Regions from separate parts of the Mus musculus genome. Here regions 2 and 3 are each linked to region 1. The links are chromatin loops, found by intact Hi-C in ENCODE. Cell type or tissue: heart. All regions are shown on one strand.

Region 1 (8,000 bases):
CTGATCTCATAAGGGTGGCAGGACCAAGAGACTATAATTATAAGATTATATAAAAACCTAATCAGCTCCTCCCTTCCCTCTCTTGAACTCAAACAGAGAAAAACCAAGGAAGGCTTCAAGGAAGAAGTGATTTCTAAGCTGAGAGACAAACTGGAGGCTCACATAGGAAATTGTGGAATCACAGAGTCCTGGAGAGAAAGAAAACAGTTTGTACAAGGTGCAGAGAAGAGATCGTGGGTTGTGGATACTTAGGGACCACTGGTAGATAAAGCTAGCCAGAGCGTAGGATCCCAGAAGATGAGGTGGGCCAGGCAGGGGCTAGACTTCTGACGGAGCTGAGAAGGAAAGACTTTTAACTCTGAAAGTAACAAGGAGCTTTGATGAGGATTTGAAGAGGGGTTTAAAACGTGCGTTTTAGGAAGAACTCTGACACAGTGGAAGGAAGAGGCTGCTGCCTTCCTGCAGGTGGACCACTGGGGAGGGAGAAAAGGAGAGATAGAGGAAGCATAGGATACTTCAAGACACAACGGGAAGGCACAAAGCCCCTCCTGTCCTGCTCTGGCTGACCTAGCTGGGTGCCACAAGCCCAGCTGGGGCCAGCCTGAAGGATAGCAGCATGCCTCCAGCAAACAGGGTACACAGCTCTGGACCACCGATGCCACCAGACATAAGCAGGAGGCAGCATAGGATCCAGGCTCCCCTCCTGGCTTCCTGTCTAGCCCCCCTTTTCAGCCCCAGAGAGAAGGCTGCCTTGACAAGCCCTTGTTGCCTAACCTGAAACCACAGGGCACCTCTCCCTCATTCCTGCTGCCCAATAACTCCAGCGACCAAAAGGACAGACCGATCCAGAGCACAGTGGGATAATTGCTGCCAGGTGTGCACGTCTGGGAGTCACCCCACACAGACCCCCACTGGGTGACTAAGGAAGTAGGCAGGGGACTGGATCCACTCCCTAGACTGAGGACAGAGGGCTGCCACCTCCCATCTGCCTAGAGCTTCTCTAATACTAAAAGTTTCAAAGGTGACAGGAACTTGAGAAGTAATGTGACTTACCCAAGGTCACACACAACAAGTAGCCGAGACAGAATTTGAGCCCGTGTTGCCCCCTCCCCCCCCCCCACACACACTTCAAATTAGCCCCTAGGGTTTTGCCACACACACACCCCCAACCCATCTTCTCCTCAGCTTCTCAGTAGGGGACTTAACATTCTACCAAGTATCACACGCGGTCATTATTAAGACCATGAAGCACACGGAGAAACTGAGGCTCAAGAATGAGAACAACCTGCAGCAGTTCTCACTCTCAAACCTTGATCCTGACAGTCTACTACCAGGGCAATTGATGATCGTGTGTATTCTCAAATCAAGGTGATCGAGTGAGGGAATGAAAAGGGTTCTATCTTAAAGATCCCGGGCGCCCCGCGGCCCTGAGAAAGGTCTAAGAGGCAGGTTGCCTGGATCACCCTCTCTGATACCAGGAGGTCAAAACTGAAGCTGAGCAGTACAACCCCAAAGCTGCAGGGCAAGACCAGGACAGCTCCCGAGACGCCCCAGCGGGGGCGGGGCGGTGAACGAGATCCCCGGAGGCCAGTTGTCTGGGGCAGGCAGGCGACCTGGAGTCTCTCCCTGGGCCCAAGGCGGCAGCGCGTGTCTCGGCTCTGCTTCCACCCGGGGCGACTCCCAGCTACCTCACGCCGGTGGCGGGAGCCAGGGGAGGAGGAAACCCTGGAAGAGGACCGGCACACGCCCGCCAGAGGGGCCGAGGCCTGAGGTCCAGGCCTCAGGAAAGGACGGTGGACCACGCGCGCGCACACACAGAAGCACACTGACACTCCATTCACAGAGCACACGATGCGATGCGCTCGCGGTCGCACAGACAGTCACTGGACACACACTCAGACATGGGAATGCACACACACACACACACACACACGCACGCACGCACACGCACACACCCTCCATAGGACACCAGGCTCCAAAGCACACTCAAGCACGGGATCTCACCGCAGGCCGAGGGGGAGGCCCATGCACACATTCACACACACACACACACGCACACACGCACACACGCACACACACACAACACACACACGTCCGCACGCGCGTGCCCGACTGGCCGGGAGGCCGCACAAAGTTGCAAAGCAGACGCAGGCAGCGTCCCCGGGGACCGCGGCGTCCCCAACGCCTCTGACGAGCTACGATGGGGACGCTGTCCCGAGGCCTCCAGCCAGGCCCTGCGGGGGCCCCGACGCCGCAGCCCCGCCCGCAACCGGGTGCGCCCCACGGCCCTCCCCATCCCGGGCGCCCCGCGGCCCTGGCGCCTCCTCGGATCAGCCGCCAGCCAGCGCCGCTCGGAACTTGCGAAACAACAAACCGCCCGAAATGTCGGAGTCGGCGGCTACAGCCACGTCTCTCCCCGTTCCTTCCCTCGCCAGCCGCAGGGCCGCCCCAGCCTCCGGGGGACGCCGCCGCGACAACTTGTTCCGGCCGGGTGCGCCACGCACACGCGCGCGCGCGATCACACATACACTCACATATGCACACACACATGCACACACACCCTCGGGTCCCGGCCACACTCGACCACGGCCTAGGAGCACCCCAAGCTCGCAGCGTCCCTAGCCACGAAACCATCGCTCACCGACACACTCACATCCACTCCAGACACGCTCCCCCATACGTATTCCCCGCATCCCTGACATTCACACGGACCCACACAGCATCGTACACCCCAAATACTCCCACAGGGTCACTCGTGGGCACAGAGCTCACACAGGTTCCGACCCGGTTCCCACGACTGCACACACACACACACACACACACACCACACACACTCGGGCCCACACTTGGGCACAATCCACCGAGTCCTCACAGCACAGGCATAAACAAACACGCGGGTTTTCAAACGCACCAGCAACAAACAGTACTCCCGCCTAGGGAATACAAAAAAAAAAGCCAACAAATGCAACACAGGATCAGACGCAACTCTAGCCAAGCCACTGAAACTCAGATACACAACCCACTTGGCAGCGTGGACAAACATGAGCCAGCGCACACCCGGTGCTCCACGCAGGCGACACTCACACCAGCACACTCGCATCCGCGGTACACACTCAACCTCAGTTTGCACACAAACTACAGACACAGCGGCCACAGAAGCTTGGAGCACTCCGACACCAGCGACAAGCCATCCCCGGCCCCCCGGGCACTCGCGGGATAAGCTTGGAGGGACCGCGCGCGCTTACCTGCGGGAGTCTCGGTCTCAGGCGCGCAGAACTGGAAGGTGAGCGCCAGGACCAGAGCCTGAGCCCGGGCCATGGCCGCCGCCTAGGTCCTGGAGACCCGCAGCTGGGGAGGCGACGCCTCCGGAGCCCGACCGGGAGCCCAAGGCGAGCGGGAGCCGTAGTGGAGCAGTGCCGCGCGGAGCGGGACTGGCGCCGAGTCCAGAGCGGGAGCCCGAACGAGCGGGGCGCTGACGTCAGGCCCCCGGGCGCGAGTTCCGCGGTCTCGAGGCGTCCCCTGCTGGTGGTGTCGCGCGCTGCGGCCCGGTTCCCTGGGCCCGCCGGCCTTGGCGTGCCCATCCCCCACTCTCGCACCCCGTCGACAAGATCCATCGGCCGGTGCCGGTGTTCAGGTCGGCACTCTCAACGCATCCGTTGCCCACGGCTGAGACTGTAACCCAGGAACCCTTGGCTCCTCTGTTCCCTCAGTTGCTTAAGTTTTTCCTACCTTGACTACTCTGAACATAAACTCCCAGCTCCCTCCAATGACAGAGCACTCTTCATCTACCTGAAACGTTGTTGGGCCTTTGGAATGTTGCCGTTTACTTTCAGTAATATGAAATTCACTTCTCTCTTACTGACGCTCGTGCCTCTACAGTAGCCTCCGGCTACTCGGAGTAAGTAGATTTGGAACTCTGCCCCGTCCAAGTTTTTGCACAACCACCAGCATAGTTGTCAGTGGCTACTTAAGACCAGGTGCCATGTGTGCCTCTCTCTGGGACTCTGTTCATCTTCACTATTGCCCTAGGGGACACACACCATTCTAATGCCATTACACAGTTGAGAAAGTTGAGATCATAGAGCGTGACTTTTTCAAGATTATGTGTCAGTATGAGGCGACACCAAGATCTGAATCAAGGTTGTCTGGTTCGAAATGTGTAAACAAACGAACAAAAACCGACTCACATCTGGAAACCCATTTGCTTCTCAAATACTGAATAGATATGGGCTTGTTGGTTCAGTGATGACTGTAGACTACCGAGGAGATTAAAAAACAAAGGCTTGATCTCCGGGAGCTAGAGAGACGGCTCAGTGGTTAGGTGCGTGCACGCGGCTCTTGCAAAGGGCTCAGGATGGATCCCCAGCACCCTTGTCCAACCACCTGTAACTGCGCATCAGACCAGCACTTCTGGCCGTGTATATTTATAAAATATAAAATTATATTTTAAATATAATTTAAATATTTTTTAAAATCCCCACCCTCATGAAGCTTACATTCAGGAGGAAGATGCAGGAGAGGGTGGGGGGGGGGGTTGGAACCTACAGTAGGGAAAGTGGATCGCTGCACTTCTAAACAGACTGCCTGCTATGTGATGGACTTGGTATATATCCCCCATGTTTAGAATGTGTGTCCCCCTAGGGAAGCTTTTTCCCCCGGGGCCTGGTATCCCGCATACTCGATGAGTAATGAATGAGCGGGTAACTGATAGATGAGTACTTACAGAGAGGGCCCTTGCTCTCACGAAGACTTCATGCCGCAGATAAATAAATACATATGGAACTTCAGTCTGAGGCATGCGCCCTCAAGGAAATGAAGCTCTTGCAACAAGGAACACTAAAAGATGGGGGGGGGGGGTCGGGTCACGCTTCAGAAAAGACAGTCCAAGACAGACGCCTTTGCCAAGGATGTGACCCCATGCCACGTGATCTTAGACCTGACGTGTGAGGAGCCAGCCTCAAGCACACCAATGGGAAGGAATGCTGCAGCCAGCCAGACCAATGGGAAGGAACGCTGCAGCCAGCCAGACCAATGGGAAGGAACGCTGCAGCCAGCCCGAAGCGCGAGCCTTGGTCTAAGAGGGAGCCCGAATGGAAGGGTGAAGAGGAACGGCAGGTGCAACTGGAAAAGTTGCCAGGGCCTGCAGACCACACAGAAAGCCGAATACGGAAGACATTTTGAGTCAATAAACACTAAGAAAATGATCAGCCGCTGGAGAGTCTTGAGTTTTGGTTTATTACTTTCATTCCCCCCAACAACTAATGGGCAGAGATGTTGAAGGAACTCATTTAAGTACAGGTCTTGGCGTCTGTAAGGCCTCCCTATTTCTTGTCTCTTCCCTCAGTTGGCTCACACTGAGAAGCTACCCTGAGGCTAGAAAAGGAAGAACTGAGCATCCCTGGTCTCCTTGGGTCCTCAAACTGCTGCTCAAGGAAGCAAAGACACAGCTCTCGAGGACCCGAGCATTAAACTGAGAGTCACCATGAGACAGAGGTAGAGGAAGGAAAAGTGATGGGCAAGACAGAAAGACATGCTGAAACAGAGAGAGATCTGGCAACCCGGAGCCGGCTGTGCGTTGGAGGGGGGGAGAACTGAAGTTTTGGGGTTTTGGTTTTTGTTTGGTTTTTGTTGTTGTTGTTTGCTCTTTTTATTAATCTCAAGTTTTGAGGTATGGACACTGAGAATCAGAGAGCATGATGTATTTGCGCAAGGTCACTCAGTCAGTCCATAAAGGTGTCAGGATTTGAACTCAAATCTGATCGGTTCCACGTTCTCTTGCTCCTTGGTCAGAGGACAGCCTCAGAGACTACGGTGAATGTGGTGTGCCAGTGTTAGCAACAGGTAAACAGAGGAAGAGAACATTGTTCCCCTTTGCTTTAAAAAGGGCCACAAACTTCAACAATCCTTGCAAGATAGAGAAAAGCCCTGGCTTGGAGTGGCTGCCCCAAATCTAGGGAGAAGGATAGGGTACCACAGTCAGTGCCAGGTCAGGAAGAAATTCAATTACCTGCAACTCATGGAATATTTATGATGCCTATCCTGTGTTAGGCCCCATATTGAGTGCTGGCATCCCGGAGATGAAATTTTGCCTGGAGGGGGAAGTGGACATATAAATAACTACAAGATAGTATCCTAAAGGCCATAACATTAGCCCAGAGAAATTACAAAGGCATTGGGGTTTGCTCAATAGAACAATATGTGAACCTGGAATTCCCCTGGAAGGTTAGACAGGAAAATTCATTTCAGTCGATCGAAACCTGAATAAAAGCGTAAGACAAGGAAGAGCTGGTGAGGGCGGAGTTGGGTGTAGTTGGGTCGCTGGCTATGTACAGTGCAAAAGATAAAGCCAGAAAGAGGGTAGGCATCAAAGTGCATATGGTCTTGAATGCAAAGCTAAGGCCAATAGGCTTAAACCCCTTCACCGGTTGTTCTCAAACTGTGTGACTGCCAGATGGCCTAGACCAAAGGGAAAGGTGAAAGGGTGTGGAGGGAGATGAAATCCAGCCTTAAGGAGGAAAACTTTCCAGCCTGATTCTCCAGACTTTCCTAGTTGGCTGCCTGGGGAGGAGGAGGAGCCAGTGGGCGGTGGGGGTGAGGGGATAAAGAGGAACATCCCAGTGTCACCTAGAGGATGCAGCAGAGGGACCTTGTGAACTTTCTGGCACAAGTATGCCTCCCTGTCACTGTGGAAATAGGTGTTCACGTGAGTGCACACCTATTGTGAGAACAGACTTTTCCCCTACTGGTAGGTATCAGATTTCTCTAATAAATGCAGTTATTGAGTCAAACCCCAGTGTTTTACAAAGTGATAGCTCTCATTTCATCCTCACACCATATTCCTGGAATCGTTTTAGAACGTTCCATATGTCAAACAGTGTGCTAAGTGGTTCAAGTGGTACTCGCTCCCTCGGTCTTCAAGACAACCTTGGGACTATTAGTCTCTTGATTATTGTTGAGCTTTTTTTGTCTTTGCCTTGTTAGAGATCAAACCCAGGACCTCACACGTGCTACCACTGAGTGTGCTCTACCACTGAGCTACCTCCCTAGCTCAGTTCCCTTCATTTTAACCATGAGGGAAACAGAGGCACAGAGAAGCCAAGTGACGAATTCAAAACCAAACATCCAGGAAATGGCAGAACCAGGATGCAAATCTAGATTTGCCTGAGTCCAGTTCCCAAAACCTTAATCTCTATGCTTTGGTGGGCTCTCCTCCTCAGAGAAAAATTTGTTTCCCACGGCAAGCTTTGGGTCAATCATCTTTGTCTTTCAAACGCTCTCTGATACTTATTTCCTGGGCTACCACATCACCGGACTCTGGGGAACGTCTAAGAATGTATACCTTTGGATCGTGTACCTCTCTCCATGTTTCTAAATCAGGAGTCCTAAAATGGAACCTCATCTGATTTCCATGCACGCAGTTTGGGAATGGAAGGACTGCCTCCTGCAGCACTTCCTTGCTCCCTTTCTTCAGCCTGCAACAGTGCACACTTGCATGTACACAAATGTTCCACGGACGGGTTATTTATGCTGATGTTTCTTTTCCACCAAAACTAAGAACCTGCGTCTTTCCAGGTTAATACCTTTTACAAAGAATTTTCATTTCCCACCCAATCTCTTTGTATGCTGTGAGCATTTTAAACGACATCTTCCTTCATGGGACCCCTCTCATAGCTGAACAGCTTGATGGTTTTACAATGTATTATCCTGTCAACCTTAACATTGTTCTAATGTTTTGTTTTTATTTTTCCTTAACATTGTTCTAATGTTTTGTTTTTATTTTTCTTCCCAAGACAGATTTTCTCTGTGTAGCCCTGACTGTCCTGGAACTCACTTTGTAGACCAGGCTGGCCTCGAACTCAGAAATCCGCCTGCCTCTGCCTCCCAAGTGCTGGGATTAAAGGCGTGCGCCACCACCACCCGGCTTCTTCTAATGTTTTATCCATTCCTCACAACCGTCTGAAATGAGGTATATCATTTTCATGGCATCAATGAGAAATAGG
Region 2 (8,000 bases), 430 kb before region 1:
TGGTCCAGCCTGGGCCCTCTCCATTTCTGCAGCTGATGGCCTCTGTCTTCACATCCTGTATCCTTGAGCCAGAGGTCAGGGAAGGTGATGAGCCGGACAGACCTGGGCTCAGATACTGGTTCAGCAACTAACTCGATAGTTTCCTCGACACATCCTTAACCTCGTGTGTCCATATCTGTCCCCAGGGCCAGCTTCTGCCCTGCACATCAGGCTGACACATATGAAGTAGAGACTTTCAGAGTGTTAAGATCTCATGGCAGATTCTGCATGTAAAGATGGCTGTCATTATACAGGTCAATGGTACTAGAGGTCACAGTATTCCGACCGGCTCCTGATCAGATAGGAGATTCCTTACTGGGGAGAGAGATGGGGGAAAGTCCTGTGTGTCTGCGAGATCACTAATAGTTGCTCAGAAAACGTTAGCTTGCTTTCCAGCTGTGTCTTGATGTTGTCATTTGGATGTGGTTTGCTACCCCCTCAACCCCTATCACCACCTCTATCTACCAGGCACACACATTAAAGCCTTGGGGTGATAGTACTGAGAAGCAGTTGGCTCTTTAAGATGTGAAGCCTAGTGGTTAGCCCTAATGTCACTGGAGACTTGCCCTTGAAAGAGGTGAAGACAGAGTAGATCTATAAAGTAAGCCTGGCCCCTCCCTTCCTCTCCCCCCCAGGTGTGATATTCCCTCCCCCAGTCTCCACCATCTGCCACGGACCTCACCAGAAGATGCACCACGCTGATCTTCCAGCCTCCCAACTAGCTAAATAAAGCTCTTTCTGGGGTGTCAAGATCACTTGGTGGATAAAAGCACTCAGCACCAAGCCTCATGACCTGAGTTTGACCCCAGAACCCAGAGCAGAAGAAGAGAACCAACTCTTTCCCTTCCTAAGTAGCCTGTGTCAGGCCTTTTGCTACAGTCCTGGAAGATGGGAGTACTGTGGAGACATTTCCTAGGCACGGGGGAGGGCAAGCAGATAATTTATGAGCAGATGTGACTTAATATCAAGCTGTCAGCTTAGAACAAACAACACGGCTGACAGTATGGGACTGAGGACATGACTTGAAACTGGTGAGGACTGAGAAGGAATGGTGGGTGTGGGGGTGTGGGGTTTGGGGTTTGGGGTGAGCTCTGGCCCTGCTGGCCCAGGCCACTCCTCCTTCCAGTAACTGGCCCTGAGAATCTTAGCTGCCACTCCCCCGTAGCCAGTTGAGAAATGGCTTTCTTGCCCCTTGTAGGTGGAGGTTCACTGTCTGCCCTGCCTCATCTCCCTGAAGGTCTTCATGAAATCCGGTTGTGCTGAAAACCCTGGCTCCCAATTATGCAAAAAGATGGGGGGGGGGGTGCGGCGAAATGGTGGCGCTGAGACAGCAAGGGGAAGAGGGGTTGTCTCTGCACAATTATCAGGGCCAGCCATTTGGTTCCCACTTAGCTCACAGGCCATTCGCTTCCTAATGGGCCCTTCGAGCTGGTTCCTGCATGTGTGGGGGAAGGACAGCCAGGGCTTATTACCTCCCTGTCTAGCTCCGTGGCCCCAGCCCCACAAGAATCCTGCCCTGGAAAATGAGACCAGCAACAGAAAACGCAGAGTGTTTGTGCTAAAACCAGCCATACTTAGAAGAATTTTCTGCAGGGCCAAATTGGTCCCAAGAGAAGGAGGGAGGACCAGAAACTAGTCAGGGGGACTTCCATCCTTTGTGAGAGATCTGGTTGCTGGGGCCCACTGCTGACTGTTCTTGGCTGTTCCTGAAGATGGGTGTGTCCTCCAGCCCTGTCCCAATAGGCTACCCTCTCTGGTCTGCACTCCACTCCTTCCCTCGGGGGCCTCTTCCTCTCCTCTTCTAGTCTCAGCAGGCCCCAGACAGGTAGAGACCCTCCCCACAATGAATGAAATGATAAAGTGGCTGTCCTAGGGTGTGGGAGGGGAAGGTTTTTATTGGAGACATGAGAGAAAGAATGGCCAGAGGCATCTCAAAGAGTTTGGTGCGGGGAGAGAAGGTTGTGGACTGAACATGACCAGAAGACTCAACAGGGCAGGGGGGAGGGGGGAGGGGGAGGGGTGGCAAGAGAGAAAGAGAGGAGATAGGGAGCAAACGACCTAGAGAAAACAGAGAGTGTGGGTGCAAGTGGACAAACAGGGTGCATGGCCGAAGTGGCAGGTTATACAGAACGAGAAGCTGGGGAAGAAACCCCTTGAGCTGGAGAAGTTTAGGGTGGGGGTGGGGTGAGGGGGGCTGAGAGGAATCGGGATGGCAGGACAGGACTCTGGAACAGGCACTTGCTGAGAAAGCCTAGAGGCTAACACACACTTCTGTATGCTAGTGGGCACAGCAGTTAGCCATCTGTCCTGAGTTTCTTCTGGACCTGACACCCATTCTGTGTGTTTGTGGGTACTAAGTCTAGAACCCAGGACTAAAGATGCCTCACCAGGAGCTGCAGTTAAAAAAGAAATACTCGCCCTTAGAGCGATCGCTGCCACAGAACCCCATACATCGTGACAGGACCAGTTGGGACATGCTCTGGGCTGAGGGTGAGGAAGGTCAAATGGACCTGAAGCCCCTTAACCCTCTCAAGGCTGCCCAGGGAGACACCCGGAAAACACTCTAGCCAAGGGAACAGTACATGCAAAGGCCCAGACGCTTGACTGCAGTAAAAGTTCAGTATGACCAGCTTATCAGGACATACACAGCAGAGGAACCACACAGTGTCTGCTTCTCCCCTCTAGGTAGCCAGGTCCCTTGTGAACCAGGCTGGACTAGGCAAAGGTAAGCTTAGCTGGAATGGGCCAGTGCAGACAGGATCTTGGTGGGTGGTGAGTGTACAGGTAAGGAACACACATCCAGGAACAGCTTCGGAGAACTGGTCCAGTTCACTGAGAGCAACAAAGGCTATTTAATCCTTCAGGGGTGAGGGCTATCAGGGTGAGTGCACATCACTGGCCAGGGCCAGGGTGCTGGAGATGTCTCATTAACATGAGGAGGAATTCCAGGTGCTGCTGGAAATAGCCTTATAAGGAAGGGGCAAGGAAAACTAACCTGCCTAGCAGGTATGTTACCTCTCTGGGGAGGCAAGGGTACAGGCCCAAGTTTGCCAGGGTGGGAGGAGGGAGGGGAACAGTCCTCCTCCTGCAGATCTCAAAACAAGATCTCTAAGGTCTGGGCACACCTCAAGCTAACTCTTGCTCCAGGCCTGCTCCTCCCTGTCCTAATCCCACGCCTCCCTGGCCCCACAGCCTGGGCCTCAGAGGGCCACAAAACTAGACTGTTCAAGCCTCAAGACCAGGTAAGGAGAACATCTAGATTTAGTTCAAGTACCATAGGAAGCCAATCAAGTGTCCGATGTGGCTATAAGGTACCCCCTGGTGGTCATGAAGGCACTGAAGCAGGACCTGGCCATAAGGCAGCAGCATAAGAAGGGGTGAGAGCCAGGCAGTGGTGGCAAGTGCTTTTAAGCCCAGCACTCGGGAGGCAGAGACAGGCAGATTTCTGAGTTTGAGGCCAGCCTGGTCTACAGAGTGAGTTCCAGGACAGCCAGGGATATACAGAGAAACCTTGTCTCAAGAAGAAGAAGAAGAAGAAGAAGAAGAAGAAGAAGAAGAAGAAGAAGAAGAAGAAGAAGAAGAAGAAGAAGAAGAAGAAGAAGAAGGAGGAGGAGAAGGGGTGAGCATGGCAGACACTAGTTTGATGTTTGGGGGCGGGAAATCAGTCTGAGGAACATTTTGGATGTTGACAATGGGTTGCTGGTGGGATCTGGGGGAGGGGAAGGGAGTGGAAAGAAGCCATAGGCTTCTGATCAGGGGAATAGGGTGGATGGAGGAACGGCTGGAGGTGGTGCCTTGGTGACTGAAGAAACCTGGGCAGAGGACAGTAATCCGAGTGGTCCTTCAGGCTGGGATTGTGAAGGCAGGTATGGGAGCAGCTAGCCAGATGCACAGGATGGAGCTGGGCAAGGCTGAAACAGGGATTACAGAGTGCAGCAGCCCCACAGGTCCATCTCTGTCTGGAGCTTTCACCAGCAGGGGCGCTGTTCCCCAGCACAGAGCCCTTCCAGCGGCTGGTCCCTGCACAGGATTGGACAGCCCTTGCCATTTCTATACATGCCAGTGTGCCTGAGGGACAGGTGGCTAGGTTTCTGTAGGAGGCAATGTCTGTGGGACCTGATGGTGAGCAGAGACTAGAGATGAGGGGAGTTAGCCAGGCTGTGCTGTCTGCACAAACTGAGCATACAGGAGAGAGCATGAGACCCTCAGAGACCCGCTGTGCCCTCACAAACCAGCCATACTCTTCAGCACCACCATGGTATGGGGATGTCATCAGACACTTCGGGGACATCCTCGTGCTTATTTTGGAACCTTCTGGAATAGTGTCACACGTGCATGAAATCCTGGTTAGGTGATATTGGGGTCCTGACTCTGGAACCTAACAAAGCCTGTCTATCTATGAGGTCAGCTTGCTGTGGTGAGGGGAAGAGCACCCTTGAGAGTGCACACACACACACACACACACACACACACACACACAAGCCTAGGACCTGGGTGCACACAGGCATAGCCAGTCCCATGTCCCTCATGCCTCAGCAACATCATGAAACACCACGAGGAGCTTCAGGGACAGAGTTTGGGGTAAGACCCACAGAGATAAAGGCAGCAGCAAGAGGAGTCGAGAAGGATCCCAGGACCAAGGAGGGTCGGGCTTCAGGGCAGGTGACACCGGGTTAGAACTGAAGGGGGCAGAGGAGGAGACAGAGCCGGGAAGAGGTTACACTGGAGGGAAAAGCTGGACAATGCCTAGACAGGATCTGCAGATCAATGTCCAGCAAGAGGGGAGAGAGAAATGGAGGAGTGTGAGGGAGGACTATGAGGTGGACCAACAGACAGAAGGGATGGAGACCACAGGGCAGGACTGCTTTAGCAGACTGTGCTTGAGTGAGGTTAGCGACTGGGACCTAGGAGCAGCGAGAGATGCCTGTTGCCTAGGTCTCATCGGGGTCAATCTGGCTGCTGAGTGCAAAGAACCAGGTCAGGGTAGGGGGAAGGGCAGCCAGCCAGGAGGAGACACTGTAATAGTCCAAGCACGAGGTTGGTGGGGTCAGAACAGGAGCCTGGAGAGCCTGAGATGATAACAGATCTGGGTTTGTGTTGAAGTCATAAAGAGAACCATGCTCTCCCCAAATAGCTGGTATTCATTTTAAAGGCTCCTGCAATTTTGCTATCTCCTTGTAGAAGATTCAAGGATGAAAGCCATAGCAATGTTACTTAGGAAAGATAAACAACTGGAGCCATTCACGCTTTAAAGCTAGGAATTTAGTTAGAGTGAGGGCCATTATGCAATTCCCAGAACATATCAGAAGACAGATCAGAGTAGAGCTTGGGGTAAGATGCCCAGAATCTAAATCTGAATGTATAGAGGATGTAGCTGAGGTCACTAGAATCCAATTCTCCTTCAGGCACACAAGACACAGTCCCAGCCTTCATCTCAGGGGTGACCAGAGCTCTTTGTAGGCCAATGCAATGAAGTAGAGTATCCCCTTCAGTCTGGACACCATAGAAGACTGCAGACACACCCACCAAGATGGACTGCCTCTGTCAGAGAGATTCTCTGTGTCTGTGAGAAACTACCCTTCCCTGCTGATCTCACAGATACACAACGCGATCAGCAAGTGACCCTATTTCCAGAGACAGAGAGGCCATTGCCTCTGCCCATCTTATCCTAATGATGTAAGCCTTACAAATCCACCAGCCACCTTGCTGTGTGTGTCAGGTTCTGCCATTTCTGCCCTATCCCTCACCTACCTGCCTATTGTCCAAGCCAGTTTGCCCAACACAGTCCCTACCTTGGGGCTACTCTGGAGCCATTCAAACTGACCTGTCCCCTCCTCCTGCAGGCACCCAGTACCCTACCACCTCCAGACTGCACTGCCTGCCTCCCAAGTGTTCCAACAGGAGAGCGATGGCTATGATTTGCACACTGCCTGCATATTCTGAGTGTTTTACAACAAGAGTATGTCACTCACATAAAATGAAGTCTCAGAGTTACTAACAGCGAGCAGCACTTGCTGGCCCAGCCATGCTCCCAATGGACTGCACTATCCACTGCCGGCCCTCCTCCTCCTGGGCTCCTGGGACAATCGGCCTCTGTCCTGCCCCATTAGCTCTTTGTTATAGAATGCTTCTTCTCTAATTGTCTGCTCTGCATAATTTAGCACAGCCATCCTGGGTCTGTTCCCAAATGTGTAATTTAGCTAGAGTCTTTGGCCTCAGTTTCTTGGTCTTTAAGTGAGGTGGTAGTAGAAAGGGAGACTTCAGAGACACCCCTCCATGCAGCGTCCCCCTCAGGTGGAAATAGTAAATGCTGGCCCTGGGTGGGCTTTCTCCAGTGCCAGGCTTCTCACTAAGCACCTCACATATCTTCCTTCAACCAGAAAACAGGTACTGTGGCAGTCCACCCTCCCCCTGTGTTACAAATAAAGAAGCCAAAGTTCAGAGAGAGTTAGATACTCATTTAAGTCCACACAGCTCAGAAATGTGTTTGCAAAGCAGTGTGTTCCCAAGTCCTTGCTCTTTTTGCTCAGCCTGGTGTCAGGCTGCTGCTGTGCCTGGATCTTGTGCTGGGAGGCAGGATGCTTGAAGGCAGACCGGGAACAGAGGAATAGCATAGGAACAGTGCCAGTTTGCCTGTCCCCATGAGCTTGCGGCTCACTGCATCAGACATCCCAGAGGATGTGGTGTCTCAGTGTTCTACAGGAGGACCCGGGATACAGAGGGGCCAGGGTTTGCACATAGCCTCAGAAGTGTCCATCAAGTCCAGGAATATGCCTCCAGCTTCTTCACGTTATCAAATCCTTGGCACAACTTGCTGTAGTCATTGTGAAAACCTTCACTTTACAAACAGGAAAACTGATGATGCTCCAAGAAATTGAGTAAGCTGCCAGAATTATCAGCAAGAATTAATAGGGTCTGCGCTGGAAACCTCGGACATCCAAAGCTTCATTCTAATCAGTGAAACCCTCTTCCTCCGGCCATGTGACTGAGAACCCTTCTATTTCTTGCATTAGGGTCTGTGATCAAAATGTAGCCTCATCTTGCAAATCAGGCCCAGGGTTGGCCATTCGGATGCTGTCCTGGAGGCTCACTGTAGGGCAGTGTATGTGGAAGATGGGGGGACCCAGAGCTCAGCCTGGTGACTTGAGAGGAACAGTGACCCTGCCCACAGGAGCCCAGAAACAACCACACTGTAACTATGACTAATGCTGCTCACTGGGTAGAGAGAGACCTGTCAGGCCCAGCGTGGAGTCGTGTGGGGGTGGAGGAGGGCAGCTGTGGTCTCCTCAGCTCCTTGTCAGCTCTGAATTAGCCAGATTTGTGGCCAAACACAACCTACTTAAGTCCCACTGTCACAGCCCAATAATGTCCTGTGACAGCCATAAAGTTCAGTTTCAACTGGGTTCTGGAAACAACTGGAGCTATGGACATGGTCACAAAGAGAAGTGAGCTGGGGACCGGTGGTGACTGCTGGGGACTGGTGGTGGTTTCTGGGGACAAACCTGTTTTTCACTAAGCCTGTGCTCACCAAAGAACTGGAACAAGCTGGGCGGGGCCGGGGCAAGTGGGTGGAGCAGGGCGAAGAGGAACTAGAACCATCAGAGCTGCTAGGGGCACACTGAAGGTCCCGCTCCAAGTGACCAGGGAAAGACCACCAAGCAGAAGGCTAGGCTTGTGGGACAGACGCTTCTGGATCCTCAGGACTTAAACACTTCAAGACTGGGGCAGCTGGTAGCAACTTGACACAGAGGTGCAGGTGTGTGGGACAGGGCAGGGGAGAGTCCTAGACTTAGGTCTGCTGCTGTGACCTATAGTTCTATTTTGGTGCCTCACTGCAAAGGGGACATTGGAGGCAGACAAAGATATAACATATATTAGCAATGGATATATATATATCCTGTGACAGCCATATGTGTGTGTCCTGTGACAGCCATATATGTGTGTATGAATCCCTCATGCCC
Region 3 (8,000 bases), 470 kb before region 1:
ACTGGGTAAGTACAGACTGATGGGCATAGAGGCCAGAGGTCAACTTCGGATATCATTCATTGAAAGCTATAATCCTTGGAGTTCTTTTGGAGACAATCTCTCACTGGGACCGGGGACTTGATAGTTAGTCTAGGCTGGCGGGCCTGTCCTCACCTCTCTTTGCCTCCCCAGCACAGGGTTTATATGGGCGATTTGGGTTGGACTCATGTCCTTGTAGCAAATGCTTCACTACCTGAGCCATCTCGTCAGCTCTCTGACTCTTGTGAGAGCCACAAGATCCTATGTCAATAACACCAGGCTAGAACACGTGGATCAGACAGAGCCAGGCCACCTAACTATAGTGCAGGTCCCTGACTCCAGAGGAGCCTAACCTGACTAGCCAACCAAAAGAATATCTCCTTCTTGCAGAAACAAGAGTGCAGGGTCCCAGGCTCCCGAGGCTTGGAGCTTCACTCAGAGGAGCTATTGTCCATCAATAAAATTGCAGCGCAGACTCAATGCCAATGCTTGGAGTGGGTCACTCTCCCACCCTCACTCACAGGAAGAGCAACCACAAGGGCTCCCTGGTCCTGTGTGTATCGTCTATATGGGTCATGGGGTGTGAAAGGGTTCTGAGGTCAGTTCTGGGGACCCACTGCCTGTGGGATGTGAGGAGATGGCCCTGCATCCCGAATGGCCGACTGTTAAACTGCCTAGCTCCAGAAGATGGAGGAGACTCATCTTTGCATCTACATGGACTCATTGGCAAGGCGAAGATGCATCTTTTACAATTCACCCTGGCAGACTCCCTCTATTTGTCTCAATAAACGCCAGGAAGGCTATTTTTTTCCCTTTCTTTCTTTCTTTTTCTCTCTCCTTGCTGTAAAATGCTCAGGGAGTGGTGTGCAAAGACGATGAAGGATGGATACACAGCAAAAGCTTGTTTTAGAGGTTTCTATAAATCTCATCAGCTGTGTGCACCACTGAGTAGAGATAGGTGAGGCAGGGGAAGGGAGGAAGGCACTGGTCACCTGGGGACAACTGGAGGAAGGGAGGCAGAATATCTATGGTAGCCATGCCTTTAGCTTTTCCTTCCCGCAAGGTCCCTGCTCTGAGCCCTCAGTGGGATCCCTGTAGTCACCTAATGTGTGTATCCCTGGTGTGAGGTTCCCCAGAACCTGTACTCTCTCCTGCTCTAGCCCCTGTTTGCCCAGGTCTTGATCCCCAACACCAATACTTAGCTTTTTTTCAAGGCCTCTGCAGACCTCCAAGCCCATGTTCCTCCTCCAAAATCTGTCCACACATTCATATGAGCACCCCAGGGGGAGCACCTCAGGGCCCAAGGGGACCAAGTAACAGCTGTGGGGCTAGCTTGGTATGGATAGAAGGTCTACAGCATGCAGATGTTGTGCTTTGTAAAAAGAAAGAGAGGCCAGAGATATGTTTGGTGGAGGTGTGGTAAGGTGTGGGGGAAGGGGAAGATGTGGGCCTCTGTGGGCCCACGTGGATGCATCAATTGCCCCTGAGGGACCAGCCACACAGACGGACGGTGTAGTATAGAATAGAGTTTATTCAGGGCATGGGAAGGGGAGTTGAGAGGAAGGCAGAGAGGGGAGGGGAGGAGGAAGAGGAGGAGAGGCCATGAGCACTTGAAAAGAGGGAGGAATATGGAGGGGGGGAAAGAGGGCATTGGAGCAGGAGCAAAAGCAAGAGAGTGAGGAGGGGGCAAGCAGCCCCTTTTTAGTAAATCAGGCACACCTGGCTGTTGCCAGGTAACTGTGAGGAGGAGCCTAGACAAAATGCCCTGTGATTAGAGAGCTCTGTTAGTGAGGACAAAGCTAAGGCTGGGCTAAGGAGAAGACCTACTCTTCTGCCTTACAAGTTACAGTGTGGGTTGGCCTGAGGGTCCCACTGTGAATTGCTGTTCCTGCCCTCCTGGTTGTGAGGGAGTCCCTGCAGCCATGCCCAGGGCTTTACTCCTACCCCAAAGGTGGTGAAAGCCAAAGGCCAAGTTGACAGTGCCAGGATTAGAACCCTGTGTCTATGCCAGGGCTGTGCCAGTAGTGGAAGGCAACCTAGCAGAGTTCCTGGAACCCACACAAACTTCCATCAGCCTGGGTGTGAACTGTCTCAGCCCTCCACATCGGATAAAAACCATCTCTCAGTCTGAGCCTTCAATTCCCAGGCCGCCACACTCCCGGAAAAAGAATATTGCTTTTCCCCCTTTGAAACTGTATTTAAAGCCAATTTGATGGCCTGACCCGGTCCAAATCAGATGAAGTTATTCAGAGTCTACCCTGGGACCATGCCAATCCGTAGCTGCACTGCTGGGTCTGAAAGGGCTGGAGTCCTCAGCAGCACCTAACAGCATCAGTTAGAGGACTCTGGGGCAACCCTCGGTTCCTCCAATAAATCAATCACAAGGACAAACAGAAATCAAGAGGCAGAAAATCAGTGTGGAGGCTGTAAGGGATGTATCCGCCAATCACAGCTTGTCAGATCCAAGTGAAACCAGAAGTCAAACAAGCTGCAAGATAAAAGGACCAAGGGAGTTCTCTGCCTGCAGCTGCTGTGTGAGGCCTGTCAGGAGCAAAGCCTGGTGATGCTGCTGGGTCTGAGAGCCTTAAAGCAGGGGTGTGGCCATCTCCAGGGGCCCAAGGCCACAGGAGAGGAGCCTGTGCAGGATCCTGAGTAACCTACTTAGTAGTGACAGGGAGATTGGCTGGGGAGGAGCTGAGCCAGGTGCCAAGCTGCTGGTGTTCAAAGGGAAGGGCAGAGTGGGGCAGGAATAGGAGCTGAGGACCCCTCCTCTCTGAAAATTCTTTAGCAAGGACTTCGGGAAGTGGCCACACCATCAGCTGGAGGATACACAGAGTACCATGACCTGTCAGCTGGACTCACATGCACTTCTGCACACTCACACCCTCAGGCACATATTCAAGCTTGGGCCTGGATGAGTGGCAGTGTTCTAGCATCTCCCTTACCTCCTAAGGAGAGGAATCCTGCTGCAGAATGGGTTCTGGGTGTCTGAGTCCAAGTAAGGATGGATACACAGACCCCTGTGCAGGATGGGAATGGACCAGCAAGAAGAAGGCATGTACTCAAGAAATACACTCGCTGAACACCTGTCTCCCTGGTAGCTGTCTACCTGAGGCCTGCACTAGAGGGAGGAAGTGAACCAGTGGGAGTCTGTTCTCTCCCATCTACCAGGGAGCAATGAGAAGCTCAGGAAGCCCTCACTACTCATCCCAGGATACGGCATCCTTTGGAAACTGGAGGTTTGCTGCCAGCTTGTCCCCGCAGCCTGCTGTGCTTACCAGCGTGTTTGGCCAATTCTGTAAGCTGTGAATTATCTCCATTCTTGGGCTCCAAAGTCTCAGTAGGGTGAGGTTGTATGGGGGCATTCCAAGGAGAGTACCTCAGGGCAATGAGACCGTGGACCAGTCATTTCTCATGAGTTCCTAAGGTGTGAAGGCCAAGATCTAGGCACTGGGAGATTAGGTGTGGGCCAGGTCTTGTTGGGGATGGTTTTGTGCACTGTGTATTCAGATGCTGATTGCTGTGTCTGGAGATTTGGTTGTAGTCCAGACACACATTAGCATTGTTGTGGTATTTGGAGCATCCCCCGTCTCAGTGATGTGTAAAGATTCTTTTCCATCACCTCTGATAAAGAGCTGATTCAGCCTATAGCTGGGCAGAAGAGAATAGGGTAGAGCTTCTGATCCTCCTAGACAGGGAGGCCCAAGCAAAAAAAAAAAAAAAAAAAAAAGCAAGAGAATAGAACGGGAGAAGAAGAGGAGGAAGAGGAGGAAGAAGAGGAGGAAGAGGAGGAGGAGGAGGATTCGCAGCTGTAGGCAGGTTGTCAGGAGAGCCTCCATGAGGACATGGAACAGAGCTAACCAGGGCAAGACTCCACTTTGCAGGTGAAGGACCATGTGGCAGGGAAGTAGGCAGCCATAGGGAGTTAGAATAGATGAGTGTCTGTCCAGCCTAGTCCCTGCACCTTGTTAATAAATATATTAGGTCTCTGTGGCATTTATTTGGGAGCTAAAACAAGCTAGAGTGGATATAGAAATGTCCTGTTGCTACTTGGGATCAAAAAGGATGAAGAATTGCCCTTGCCCCCATAACAGGTCTTTTCTGGTTCACAGATGTCTCTCTCTGCAGGGACTAGTGTTAATCCTACTCTGGAGAGCGCCCACTTGTGGTCACATCTGAAAGGTCAGATGGCGCTGAGAGGAAGTGCCTAAGAGACCCGTGGACATCCCCCAAGATTCTCACCTCCTCCTGCTCCTACCATTGGTTCCTGTCCTTCTCTGGTCCCTGCAGACTGTCCCCTTCTGTCACACAGGACGAGCTGATAGGAGGCAGCAGAGAGCTGGGTTGTCATCAGCAGTGCTAGATCTCACTCCTTTGTTTGCTTCCTTGAAGACAGTCGTGAGGGTCACATGAGTGAAGTCAAAGCAAGCCTGCTGAGGCCACCAGGAGTCATGTGAATGAGCAGAGGCAGCCACTCCTCAGCCATCCTGGATGTGACTGCAGCCTGGCCAGTGACTGAGCCTTGAGCCAGGTCATGGGATGCAGGCGCCAACCAGCCAGTGCCTCAGCCCTGCCAGGAAGAGGCCTGGGAGAACATAGCTTTTTAAGCCATAAACGTTTGAAGGCCTTTGTCATACAGCCCATGATCACTAGTTAGTTGTTGACAGCCCTGAATCCCCCTTGAGGACCCTCATGCTTTCAAGATAATCTCCAGAGTTATCCAGGCTAGTCAGTGGCTCCAAGTCCTATTTTACCCTAATTGCATCTAGGACTTCAACCCTGAGTTCCCGATGGAGGCCTGGCTTAGCAGTACTGTGTGCTGTTTGTGGGAGGAAGGTAAGAGAAAAAAGAACCCTGAAATACTCCAATGTCTACTACTCCCTTCCCCTCAGCCCCACAGAAAACAAACCACCCATCTTGAACAATGAGGTATACACGGCTGCATTAAGCCAGTCTGAAGTCACGCTGGCTCAGGACAGTTGAGTTAGTTTAGTTGTAGGCTTTTGCAGAGAATTCTGGGATGTGTAGGTCTGTCTCTCAGAGTTGTTGCTAAGCATGGGTCTGAATCCTGAAGCAGTCCGGCAGTCAGCCACCCAGGAAGCCATCCTGAAGCTAAAATCTACATATGAGACAGACATCACACAGAAGACTGCAGAGATACACACCTCGCTCCCTGATCAAAGCATTCTTGAAGCCTACCACCGGGCTGATTTAGTCCCTCAGGAGAGTGCACGTTATTATTTTGAGAAGTTTGTGCATCTTTTATGTTTCTAGAAATGAAAAATATTCTCCCTCATGCCGGCTGGCCAGTTCCTTTGTTTGGATGTTTCCTCTCTCATCTTCTCCTCAGCTCGGCTGTGAGTCCATCCCTATGTGCTAACCCCCTGCTTACCTCAGAACAGAGACTTACCTGGGATCCTGGAAGGGTTCTAGATTTCCCAAATTTACACACAGCGGCTCAATTCCTGATGTGGTTGTGTTTGGAGACAGCCCTTAGGAGTAACAGTGTTAAGTGAAATTCCCTAGGTGGAGCCCCAATCCTATAGGGTGGATGGCCTTGTAAGGTGACAGCGCCCCCTACCTTCCCACCCACACATACCACACCCAGGAGAGGCCTTGCAAAGACCCAGCAAACAGACAACTGCAACAGTCCAAGGACAGAGGCTTTTGAACAGCCTCTGCTGCAGCCTTCTCTAGAAACCCCAGCTTCCAGAATGGGCTTCCAGAATGGGCAAGAGACAGTGTCAGTCACAGCCCACCATCTTCTGACAGCTTGACTGACTGCCAGCATCGAACCAATGACAGGGCTCAGTCACATCTGGGCCTGGGCCTCAAGAGTGGCCTCAACACAAGACACTTCCTCCCAGAGGGATCAGGTAAGACTTTGAGGGGTTGGTGACACCTGAGCCAGCCTTGGAATAGAGCTGACAGTATGGCTGGCTGAGGGGGAGTGGGGAGCGGGGAGCGGGGAGCTTTCACACACAGAAGATACAGGTGAGGCTGCGTCAATGTGGTGAGGTAATTTATATGACACCTGTAGTGAGGCTCAGTGCTCAGCTAAGGCCAGGGGCCAGAAGTGCCCTGAGGTCTCCATGTGATCAAATAACACACAAAGGAGAGAGAGCGAGAGTACTCTGTCCTGACACTAGGGAACCCATCAGAAGCCTTCAGCAGAGAACAAGCCTTGGCCTTTGAAGTCACAGCCTGTAACATCTGAAAGTCCCTGGGGCTCCAAAAGGCTTGAGCCAGCAAACTCAGCACTGGCTGTTGACTTTAATTGGGTAGTGGTTAATAGACTTGTTTGAACTCCAGTTACACAAATAGGCTGGTGGTTTCATGAGGTCCTTGCAGGTAACAGAGCAGAGCTAGTGTATGTAGGGGGAGTGAGGGGGGACAGCCAGCCTTTGGGACCACACAGAATCAGGCCAGGTCCTCCGAAGGGACAGGTCCTGCCTCCACACTAGCTTTCATCACCATCTGTGCCTGGCGCCCCCTGACTCTGACTCCCCATGGCTTGTGCTGGAGACTCACAAGGTGTCCTGGGGATCAGCCACAAGTAAACCCTAGCCTTTCTTCCCCTTCCATTGCTTCTTCAAAGTCAGTTTTCTCCTTGTTTGGAATGGCTGTGAGGCAGCCACTCTCCCGCCTGGGGGACGTTGTTTATTAGCAGACCCCAAGCCAGTGAAGCAGTCAAGGCAATTGGGCTTCTCAGGTAATGGTGAAGGGCTGTGATAGTGTCTCAGTCCCCCAGTGAGACAGGGCTGGCCTTTAGAGAGCTGTCACATCAAGGAGAGTCCAGAGGTGTGCCCTTTAGCTCTCTTTCTTTGTATCCTTCAAGACCTATCAATAAGACCCAGAGGGTAAGAGAAGCTGTGAGGCCAGCCTGCAGGCTCTCCTCACTAGCTTGGTGGAAAGCAGAGGCAAACAGGACCCTGGAAGACTGGTCCCTGGGAGCTCCGAGATGCACCTGTCACAGTTCAGGATCCGAGAGATGTGAGCTCAATACCCTAGTTTGGTCACTGCCTCAGGAAAGCGGGACATAGTTCCCAAGTTCACGGGCTTTCTGTGGAGAAGAAGAACATGCACTCGAGACAGGTCTGAAGCCACCGGGGAGACGATCCTCCACCCACTGAGGTTCTCATTGCTCCTTCTCACTGGCACGAAGCCATATGCAGACCAGGCTGGCCTCGAACTCAGAGTGATCTGACTGCCTTTGCCTCCTGGGCATTGAGATTAAAGATGTGCGACCCCAAACCAACTTCCTTTTCCTGTTCACAGGGGAGAAAAGCTCTTGAGATCATCAAGAGCCATGCTGACTGATCTGAACATCAGACCCAACTGTGGAAGGGTGCAGTGGGACACAGGCTGAGCCTTAGCCAGGTGAAGCTGACAGTGGTTGGTATTGGTAACCAAGGCTCTCAGCCAACAACTCGGGGCTCTGCCCCTTTCTACCTCCTGTGTGGCAGAAGAGGACTTGGAGAGAGAGACACCAAGACTGGTTGACATATGATAGGTGGTGAGATAGCTCATGGGCTGAAGGCACTTGGAACCAAGCTTCATGACATGAGTTCAGTATCTGGGGACCCACATGGTAGAGACAGAATCAACTCTTGTGTGTTATCCACATGTGCACTGTGGCATGTATGTGCCCACATGACTATGCACACACAAAATAAAAATGTGTAATTTAAAAGAGATTAACATATGCTGGATAGATGGCCCAGTGAGTAAGTTATTTGATTTAAGAGCACGAAGACCTGAGTTCGAATCCCCAGAGCACATATTTGTAACCCCAGCATTTCTAGGCAGATACAGAGACTCCCAGAACCTCCCAGGCCGGCTTGCCTGGTGTTCTCAATAGGACAGCAGAGACCACTCTCAGACAGGGTGAAATGTGGGGACTGAAACCAGATGTTGCCCTTTGACCTCTGCATAGTGCAGCTTGCTTATACTACGACTTATATTTAGTTTATAAGAAAACT

Evidence for each region. A loop is a pair of places that touch in the nucleus more often than their neighbours do. Peaks named below come from ENCODE experiments on the same cell type or tissue, not always from the same donor. Only the 100,000 strongest peaks of a DNase experiment are listed, where the experiment ranks them.
Region 2: it touches region 1 in a loop (3-fold over the local background); 6 of 42 quality-filtered maps call a loop at or near these places.
Region 3: it touches region 1 in a loop (2.5-fold over the local background); 2 of 42 quality-filtered maps call a loop at or near these places.

The regions. Positions count from the first base shown.
Region 1 is chr4:131,834,839-131,842,838 of GRCm38, forward strand. It overlaps Ptpru (protein tyrosine phosphatase, receptor type, U), which reads right to left and starts at 3,440. Exons shown (of 31, transcript NM_001083119.2): 1 at 3,246-3,440. The coding sequence starts at 3,318. In heart, a CTCF peak has its summit at 3,510 (motif pointing left); DNase peaks (open chromatin) are centred at 1,683, 2,173, 2,433 and 3,523; H3K4me3 peaks cover 2,609 bases; H3K27ac peaks cover 2,103 bases; H3K27me3 peaks cover 6,683 bases.
Region 2 is chr4:131,405,986-131,413,985 of GRCm38, forward strand. It overlaps Gm35634 (a long non-coding RNA gene), which reads left to right and starts at 3,154. Exons shown (of 4, transcript XR_390798.2): 1 at 3,154-3,281. In heart, a CTCF peak has its summit at 4,013; no DNase peak of the experiment used is centred here; H3K27me3 peaks cover 2,918 bases.
Region 3 is chr4:131,360,623-131,368,622 of GRCm38, forward strand. No RefSeq gene overlaps it. Among named protein-coding and RNA genes, the nearest start is that of Gm35634, 45 kb to the right of the region's middle. In heart, CTCF peaks have their summits at 4,185 (motif pointing left) and 5,606; no DNase peak of the experiment used is centred here; H3K27ac peaks cover 449 bases; H3K27me3 peaks cover 513 bases.